Linked DNA regions of Homo sapiens: all the other regions are linked to region 1. Evidence: chromatin loops called from intact Hi-C (ENCODE). Cell type or tissue: B cell. All regions are shown on one strand. Region 1 overlaps FAM107B (family with sequence similarity 107 member B). Region 2 overlaps FAM107B (family with sequence similarity 107 member B). Region 3 overlaps FAM107B (family with sequence similarity 107 member B).

The links. Hi-C counts contacts between places; a loop is a spot of excess contacts. Peaks named below come from ENCODE experiments on the same cell type or tissue, not always from the same donor. Only the 100,000 strongest peaks of a DNase experiment are listed, where the experiment ranks them.
Region 2: it touches region 1 in a loop (6-fold over the local background); 13 of 110 quality-filtered maps call a loop at or near these places.
Region 3: a loop joins it to region 1, with 6 times the contacts of the local background. A loop is called at or near these places in 9 of 110 quality-filtered maps.

Annotation. Positions count from the first base shown.
Region 1 is chr10:14,647,302-14,649,801 of GRCh38, forward strand. The region is part of intron 2 of FAM107B (family with sequence similarity 107 member B); the gene reads right to left. Among named protein-coding and RNA genes, the nearest start is that of FAM107B, 130 kb to the right of the region's middle. RefSeq lists enhancers at 691-860, 1,364-2,500, 1,391-1,891. In B cell, no CTCF peak of the experiment used is centred here; a DNase peak (open chromatin) is centred at 940; H3K4me3 peaks cover 1,259 bases; H3K27ac peaks cover 2,500 bases.
Region 2 is chr10:14,739,532-14,742,031 of GRCh38, forward strand. The region is part of intron 1 of FAM107B (family with sequence similarity 107 member B); the gene reads right to left. Among named protein-coding and RNA genes, the nearest start is that of FAM107B, 34 kb to the right of the region's middle. RefSeq lists an enhancer at 1,608-1,657. In B cell, no CTCF peak of the experiment used is centred here; a DNase peak (open chromatin) is centred at 1,390; H3K4me3 peaks cover 1,345 bases; H3K27ac peaks cover 2,138 bases.
Region 3 is chr10:14,749,681-14,752,180 of GRCh38, forward strand. All of the region lies in intron 1 of FAM107B (family with sequence similarity 107 member B), which reads right to left. Among named protein-coding and RNA genes, the nearest start is that of FAM107B, 24 kb to the right of the region's middle. RefSeq lists an enhancer at 1,785-2,500. In B cell, no CTCF peak of the experiment used is centred here; DNase peaks (open chromatin) are centred at 1,451 and 2,081; H3K4me3 peaks cover 1,783 bases; H3K27ac peaks cover 2,500 bases.

The sequences.
Region 1 (2,500 bases):
ACCACAGTCTTGGCCAGATTTTCAGTGCTACAAATCGATACTAACCAACTGGTAGGCAGAGACGTATAACCATCTCCTATAAAATTGCTAATTCAGTCTGGGTGCAGTGGCTCAGGCCTGTAGTCCCAGCACTTTGGGAGGCCAAGGTGGGTGGATCACTTGAGGTCAGGAGTTTGAAGCCAGCCTGACCAACTTGGTGAAACCCCGTCTCTACTAAAAAAAGTACAAAAAAATTAGCCAGGCATGGTGGTGGGTGACTGTAGTCCCAGCTACTCGGGAGGCTGAGGCAGGAGGAATCACTTGAACCTGGGAGGCGGAGGTTGCAGAGGAGCCAAGATCGTGCCATTGCACTCCAACCTGGGTGACAAAGTTAGACTCCATCTCAAAAAAAAAAAAAAAAAAAGATTGCTAATTCAAACAGTAATATGGATTGCTGTTTGAAAATGAAACAAGGCATTTGCAGTCAACAATTCTGGACTCATCTCAGAGTTATATGCCATGGTCTGTACCAATGACCAATGCTCTCAGTAAGGGCTGTCTCCAGATGCCAAGGCAATGCGGTAAACACCCTCTAATATTGCCCCAACCAACTCATATATTCAAATATGTATTGAGATGCTGACACAGTTAAGGAAGGCAGAATTTGTTAAGTCTTCTGCGGAGAAACTGAAAAAATGGAGTGAGAATCCATTTTTAGCGGAAAAAAAAAAAGGCGATATAAAACATTTTCTTAAGAGGTTTAGCATATTTGAAAAGACGTGCCAAAAAAAAAAAGTATTCTTTTACTAATTCAATTAAAATGATCTCAGTCACTTCGGTATTTTCCATTTCTGGTCAAAATCTAGACAACAAAGAAGGAAGTGTCATCTGAGGTAATTATGGTCTAACCAGGAGCAAAATAGGCCCCAGGCCTCACAAGGAAGCTTGACTGAAAGAGGAACTTTGACTTAGTAAAACCGAACTGCTGGGGTCGAACTGACCAGCCCTAATTTGGAGCAGGTGCAATCACTCTGGCCATTTGCTGACAGGCAGCATGAACGAGGGGAAACAAAAAGCCCGGAGAAGTACTGAGTGCTAAGAGGCTTTCAGAGGCGCCTGTTGCTAGGGAACCACTTCCTCTGTGTTCATACCCAGCGAACTCAAGCTATTCAGATATCACTGGAATAATCTCTCTCAGGCTCCGAGGGGAAAAGAAACAGCTCTCAAAGCTCAGACGTCATGGTAACACTGGGAAAAGCCCAGCTTTTCCAGCAGACACCGAAGAGCCAATGATACCAGGAGAAAACCAGAAGTGAATGGGCATCTTGTGTTTTATTGAGACACAGAGGACAGGCACCTTCTGCCTGACCCCACCCAGGTGCGTCGGTGGCAAACAGTGACACACCCACAACCCACATGTAATTTTACTATCAGTTCTTTGAGAATGAGATACTGTTCTCTTCATCTTCAGAACCCACGTCATCTAGCCCAGTACTTTCCACACCATTCTCCAAGTTGGTTTAATTCAAGTTCTTCATTCCATAAATATTTATCGAGGACTTGGTTCTATGTGCACTGCATGGATGCTATGATAGAGATTAAAAAAGACACAGAGACAATTCCCCTAAAGAAGCTTCCTGGTCTTAGAAACACAAACGAGGATGAGGTTTGTCTACAAATAATGGTAACACAATGGCAGTATAAACAACATGGTAGGTTTCATTCGTAAGCCAAATATAAAATTCTAAGCCCCACAACCAGCTGAATGGACCTCTCCTCTTGGCCAAGGGCATTCTAAAATAAGCACACCAGTTCAGGCCATGATGGGAATGCATGATCAGACATGCCTCAGTTTATATTGCTCCCTTTGGAATTCAGGCACTGCTGACTAACATTAGCATTAAAACAGAGACCATAAGACTGACAAAACAGACTCTGCGTAGCAATAAGATAACCACATGACAGACAGCAGGACCTGAAAGAAATCAAGATATTTTATCCCAAAATACATTTCTTTGACACATTTTGAAATGGCACTGCAAAGCTGTCTCTTGTGGGGAAAACCTATGTTTTATAGAGAATTCCCTTTCCTTTCCAGGTCTTTTTTCTGATCTAGGAGAGAATTAACTAAGAGTCTGGCACCTTTTAAAGTCTGTTAAGAAACATTTACCATCTAGTCTCTCTGAAGCCTGCTATCTGGAGGCTTCATCTACATAATAAGAACCTTAGTCTCCACAACTTCTTATCTTAACCCAGACACTCCCTTCTATTGATTCCACATCTTTAGATAATCACTTAACACTTTCAAGCACTTGCCAATCAGAAAATCTTTGAATCCACCTGTGACCTGGACACCCCCCACTTCGAGTTGTCCCACCTTTTCCAGACTGAACCAATGTACATCTTACCTGTATTAATTTATGTCTTATGTTTCCTTAAAGTGTATAAAACCAAGCTGTAGTCTGACCACCTGGGCACATGTTCTTAGGATCTCCTGGGGCTGTGTCACAGGCCATGGTCA
Region 2 (2,500 bases), 92 kb after region 1:
GGTAGAGGACCAATTTTACTCCTGGAATGTGTGACTTGGGCCTGACCAATTATCATCAGTGCCTGGCATATAGTAAGTGTTCATGATGAATGAATGAATGAATGAATGAGCGAATAAAGGGAAAATATTTCATTTCCCAGACCACAAGAATTGTTTTAGGGATAGATACATAATTCAAGTTCTACAACTTGTGCTAGAAAGAGGTATTCTCTTTATGCTGAACTTGGAGTTGTGGGCATGTATTCCTAAAGCCAATGAGAGACACCGTGAAGTGAATCCCTGCAGGAGACTGGAGCTGGCCCAGGGGAAAGAAAAGCCGAGACACAGAAGGAGCAAGACAGAGTCCTGATGGCACTGTTTGACATCCAACTATCTCTAGTTGGTCTATCCCCTGGATTGTTTGCTTGAATGGCTGAAATTTATGCACTGACAACATCAAATTGCGGAGAAGATATAGAGCAACAGGAATGCTCATTCACTGCCTGTGGGAATGCAAAATGATACAGCTACTTTGAAAGACAGTGTGGCAATTTCTTACAAAGCTAAACATAGGCTTACCATATGATCCAGAAATCATGGTCCTTGACATTTACCCAAATGAATTCACACAAAAACCTACACGTGAATGTTTATAGAAGCGATATTCATATTCGCCAAAACTTGGAACCAACCAAGATGTCCTTCAATAGGTGAATGAATAAACACACATGTGGAACATCCAGACAATGGCCCATTATTCAGGTATAAATAGAAATGAGCTATCAAGGCACAAAAAGACATGGAGGAACACTAAATGCATATTGCTAAGTGAAAAGCCAGTCTGAAAAGGATACATACTGTATGATTCCAACTTTATGACATGTTGGAAAACGCAAAACTATACAGACAATAAAATGATCAGTGGTGGCCATTGGGGTACGGGGGAAGGAGACATAGGTGGAGAACAGAGATTTTAGGGCAGTGAAACTATCCTATATGATACTGTCATGGTGGAAAAGTGACTTTCTGAATTTTTTAAAACCCATATAACTATACAACACAAAGAGCTAACCCTAATGCGTATATGGGCTTTAGTTAATAATAATGAACTAATATTGTTTCCTCAATTGTAATCAATGTACCACATCAATGCAAGATGTTAAAAATAGGGAAAACTGTGTGCACAGGGAGGGGACAGTAAGAGGGGATTATGGAGGCACTCTGTACCTTCCTTCAATTTTCCTATAAACCCAAAACTGCTCTAAAAAACAAAGTCTATTTTTAAAATGAGCTAGACAGAGTCCTGATGATATCATTTGTTATGCAGCTGTGCCTAAAAATAGTCTAGCCCCTGGACTATTCAGCTGCAAGTCAATACATCCTCTTTTTAGCTTAAGCAAGTGTGGGTTCATTTTCTGTCACTTGTGATCAAAAATGTTCTGTTAAGTGTTAAAAGTAAATCCAGTTTGGCGGCCAGGAAACGATGTGTGAAAACTACAACAGGACCTGATTGGGCCCTGAGAACAGTCAACAGGTGACATTAGGATTTTCCAACAAGCAGACAGCACTGGGATGGGGCTCCCCATGGCTTTGGGAGTCAGAGGAGTGGCTGGCAAGATGACAGCCAGAATCAGGGTACCAGGTGAGGGTTTGGGGGCAGGAACCTGGGCTACAGAAAGAGGAATGAAAAGAGCGAGGCAGGAGCTGAGATATTGAGCAGATTGTCAAGACAATCTGCTCAGGAAACAGGTAAAACCAGAAAGGAGTAAGGCTTGGAGTGTCAGACTAGTGAGGCCTAAAGCCAGGCACCTGGAAGAAGAGGGAGAGTTAGCCCATAAGGGGCTTGTTTGCCCCACCTGAGAGCAAGAAGAGAGGAGGGCAAGAGAGGAGCCCCGTGTTTTAGGCCAGAGAGAGAGCATCCACTAAGGTCACCGCACCAGCCTACGAAGAAGTCTTTGAGGGAAAGCAGCACTGAGTGGAGAAAAGTGTGAATCCCTGCATCTCCAGGAGGGATGGAGGATACCCTCTGCCCAGCCAAACACTGACCCCAGATCTGAGCCCCAAGGGGAGTCTGTTTTAAATACCTTTCTTGAAAACCCACCAATTCCTTCAAATCCAGTCACCAGCACTGTTATTTTTTTCTTATGTTACATGTGACAAAATGGTGTTATTCTTCCTCTCCTCGACTTTCCATGCATAACTCCCTTTTTTTTTTTTTTTTTTTTTTTGAGATGGAGTCTCGCTCTGTCGCCCAGGCTGGAGTGCAGTGGTGCAATCTCGGCTCACTGCAAGCTCCGCCTCCTGGGTTCACGCCATTCTCCTGCCTCAGCCTCCACAGGCACCCGCCCCCACACCAGGCTAATTTTTTTGTATTTTTAGTAGAGACGGGGTTTCTACTAAACCCCATGTTAGCCAGGATGGTCTCGATCTCCTGACCTCGTGATCCACCCACCTCGGTCTCCCAAAGTGCTGGGATTACAGGCATGAGCCACCGCGTGCGGCCAACTCCCTAACTTTCTGA
Region 3 (2,500 bases), 100 kb after region 1:
TATCTGGACCATCTCTCCCCATTGCCCTCTTCCATCCCAGGGAGCAGGGGCACCATCCTCCCTACCATCCCGCTGAAGTCCCTAAAATTGCCAGCAACCATGTCTTTTGAGAAAAGGCACAGTTCCAAAACCACATTATGCCAACACAAATGTGTTATGGAGGGGTCATGAGAGCCACTAGCACGTCCACAAAGAGTTCTTGAGAGAATGAAACCTAAGGTCAGAAACAGGGAAGGAAAGATAGGTCTAATCCCACCTGGGAACGCCAGGAAGGCTGCCATGCAGGAGGCACCTCAGAGGCCATCTTGAAGAGCGAGGGGGTGGGGCCTAAGGCACCTGGGAACTCCGGAAGTTGGAAGCGAACAGCTCCAGCGAGGAGGGCACCAGGAAAAAATCACCCTGGGCCAGAAGAACAATATGGAGGCAAAGCCAGGATGAAAACCCATTGGTAGCATCCTCAAGGCTTTCTTATGGAAGAAGAATTGCTCTCACCCACAAGCGTCTTCTAAAGGTATCCCCAGAGACAACTGCCTGTGGCTAAAGCCAAGACTTGGGGCATGGGGTGTCTTTGGAAACCAGGGGAGCCACATCGTAACGGAAAGACATAAACATAGAACTCCCTAGAAAAGCATTTTTTTAAAGCACTGCAAGCCGAGCATGGTGGCTCAAGCCTGTAATCCCAGCACTTTGGGAGAGCAAGGTGGGTGGATCATTTGAGGTCGGGAGTTCAAGACCAGCCTGGCCAACATGGTGAAACCCTGTCTCTATTAAAAATACAAAAATTAGCTGGGCGGGATGGTGCACACCTGTAATCCCAGCTACTCGGGAGCCTGAGGCGGGAGAATCGCTTGAACCCGGGAGGGGGAGGTTGCAGTGAGCTGAGATCACGCCACTGCACTCCAGCCTGGGCAACAGAGTGAGACTCTGTCTCAAAAACAATAAAATAGCACTGCAAAGCTATCAAAGGCAACACCGTTCTAGTCTCAGTTGGATATGTGGCTCATGCCTGTAACCCTGGCACTCTGGGAGGCTGAGATGGGGGAATTGCTTGAGCCTAGGAGTTTGAGACCAGCTTGGGTAACACAGTGAGATGCTGTCTCTACAAAAAAATTTTAAAAATTACCTGGGTGGTGCATGCTTCTAGACGGGAAGGGGGCTCCAAGGGTGGCTTCTTGGAGAGGGATGGGACAGAGTGGGGACCTGAAGGCTGTGGGGTGCATGGGCAGATGCTGGACACCCCTCAGGGTACCATGAGGAATCAGGGGTGGGCACGATGGGGGAGCTTGGCCTCCAGCTTTTTCACTCTTGTTCCAGTTCAGCAATCAGGAGCAGACCTGCCCAAGGCATGGTTTCCATGGTGGCACATCTGGGAGGGGCCTGGCCCCATGTGCTGTTGACATCCGCTAGGTAATGAGGAGGAAGCACATGGGCCCCAGCTGGGCAGATGGGCTCTGCACATCTGCTGCCTCCCTTCCTCATTAGGGTCCCAGGGGAGCGGCGGAATCCAGACACAAAGACCCCACCCCAGCCTCCCCAAGGAGGATGCACACATGGGTTTCCAATGCAACTCTTCATTATTAAAACGAGAGGACGTTTTGGGAAAATGTTTGATGTTTGTACAATTTCTCATACACAGCCCTTGTCCTGCCAGGAGCTAAGTGTGCTTGGACCATACAGCATGGCCTGTGCTTGCTTTTGTGAGCAGAACAGTCCAGCTGGGAAACCACCACTGAGAAGGGGAGTCTGAAAACCTAGGCTGTTCGAAGCACTGGGCAGAGCTCCCAGGGAAGACAAGTTGAATAGAGTGAACTTATATGGGATTTTTTTCTTTTTTTTCTTAGAGACAGGGTCCAGCTCTGTCACCCAGGCTGGAGTGCAGTGATGTGATCAGAGCTCATTACAGCCTTTACCTCCTGGGCTAAAGCGATCCTCCAACTCAGCTTCCCAAAGTGATGGAAATTACAGCCGTGAGCCACTACTCCCGGCCTCCTTATAAGGAAATTATTTGAAAAAACTGTGAGGAGTCCTGGGATCCCCAGAGATCTATCGACCCTACACAGCTGCTTCTAGAGTTGACTCTGTGTTCCGCAAGAGCTGCAGGGCCAAGAGCTTGAGGAAGTGCCAGGCTGCTGAGAGAAGGTTGTAACGCACCGAGACTGAAGCCCAGGCCTGGGCTTCCACTTCCGCCTCCAAAGGAGGTAAAGGGCTGGGAACAAGACCAGTGAGTTTCCCAAATGGCTGGGAAGGTGAGAAGTTTGCAAAATGAATGAAGGGAATCAGAAAATAGGTTTAATCCATGGCACCTCCCTTGCTCTGGGTTTCTGGTGTTTTTGAAATACCCACTGGTTTCCCTATTGTGATATTTACTGGGCCAAGGAGGATTTTTTTCCATTTCAGACTGATGTCACTCCCAGCCTGTTGGTTTCCCAATATCCCATCTGCTGAGGCAGCAGACTCCCGCAGGGAGCCTAAGCCATGGGCTGTGGCCAGAGAGACAGGC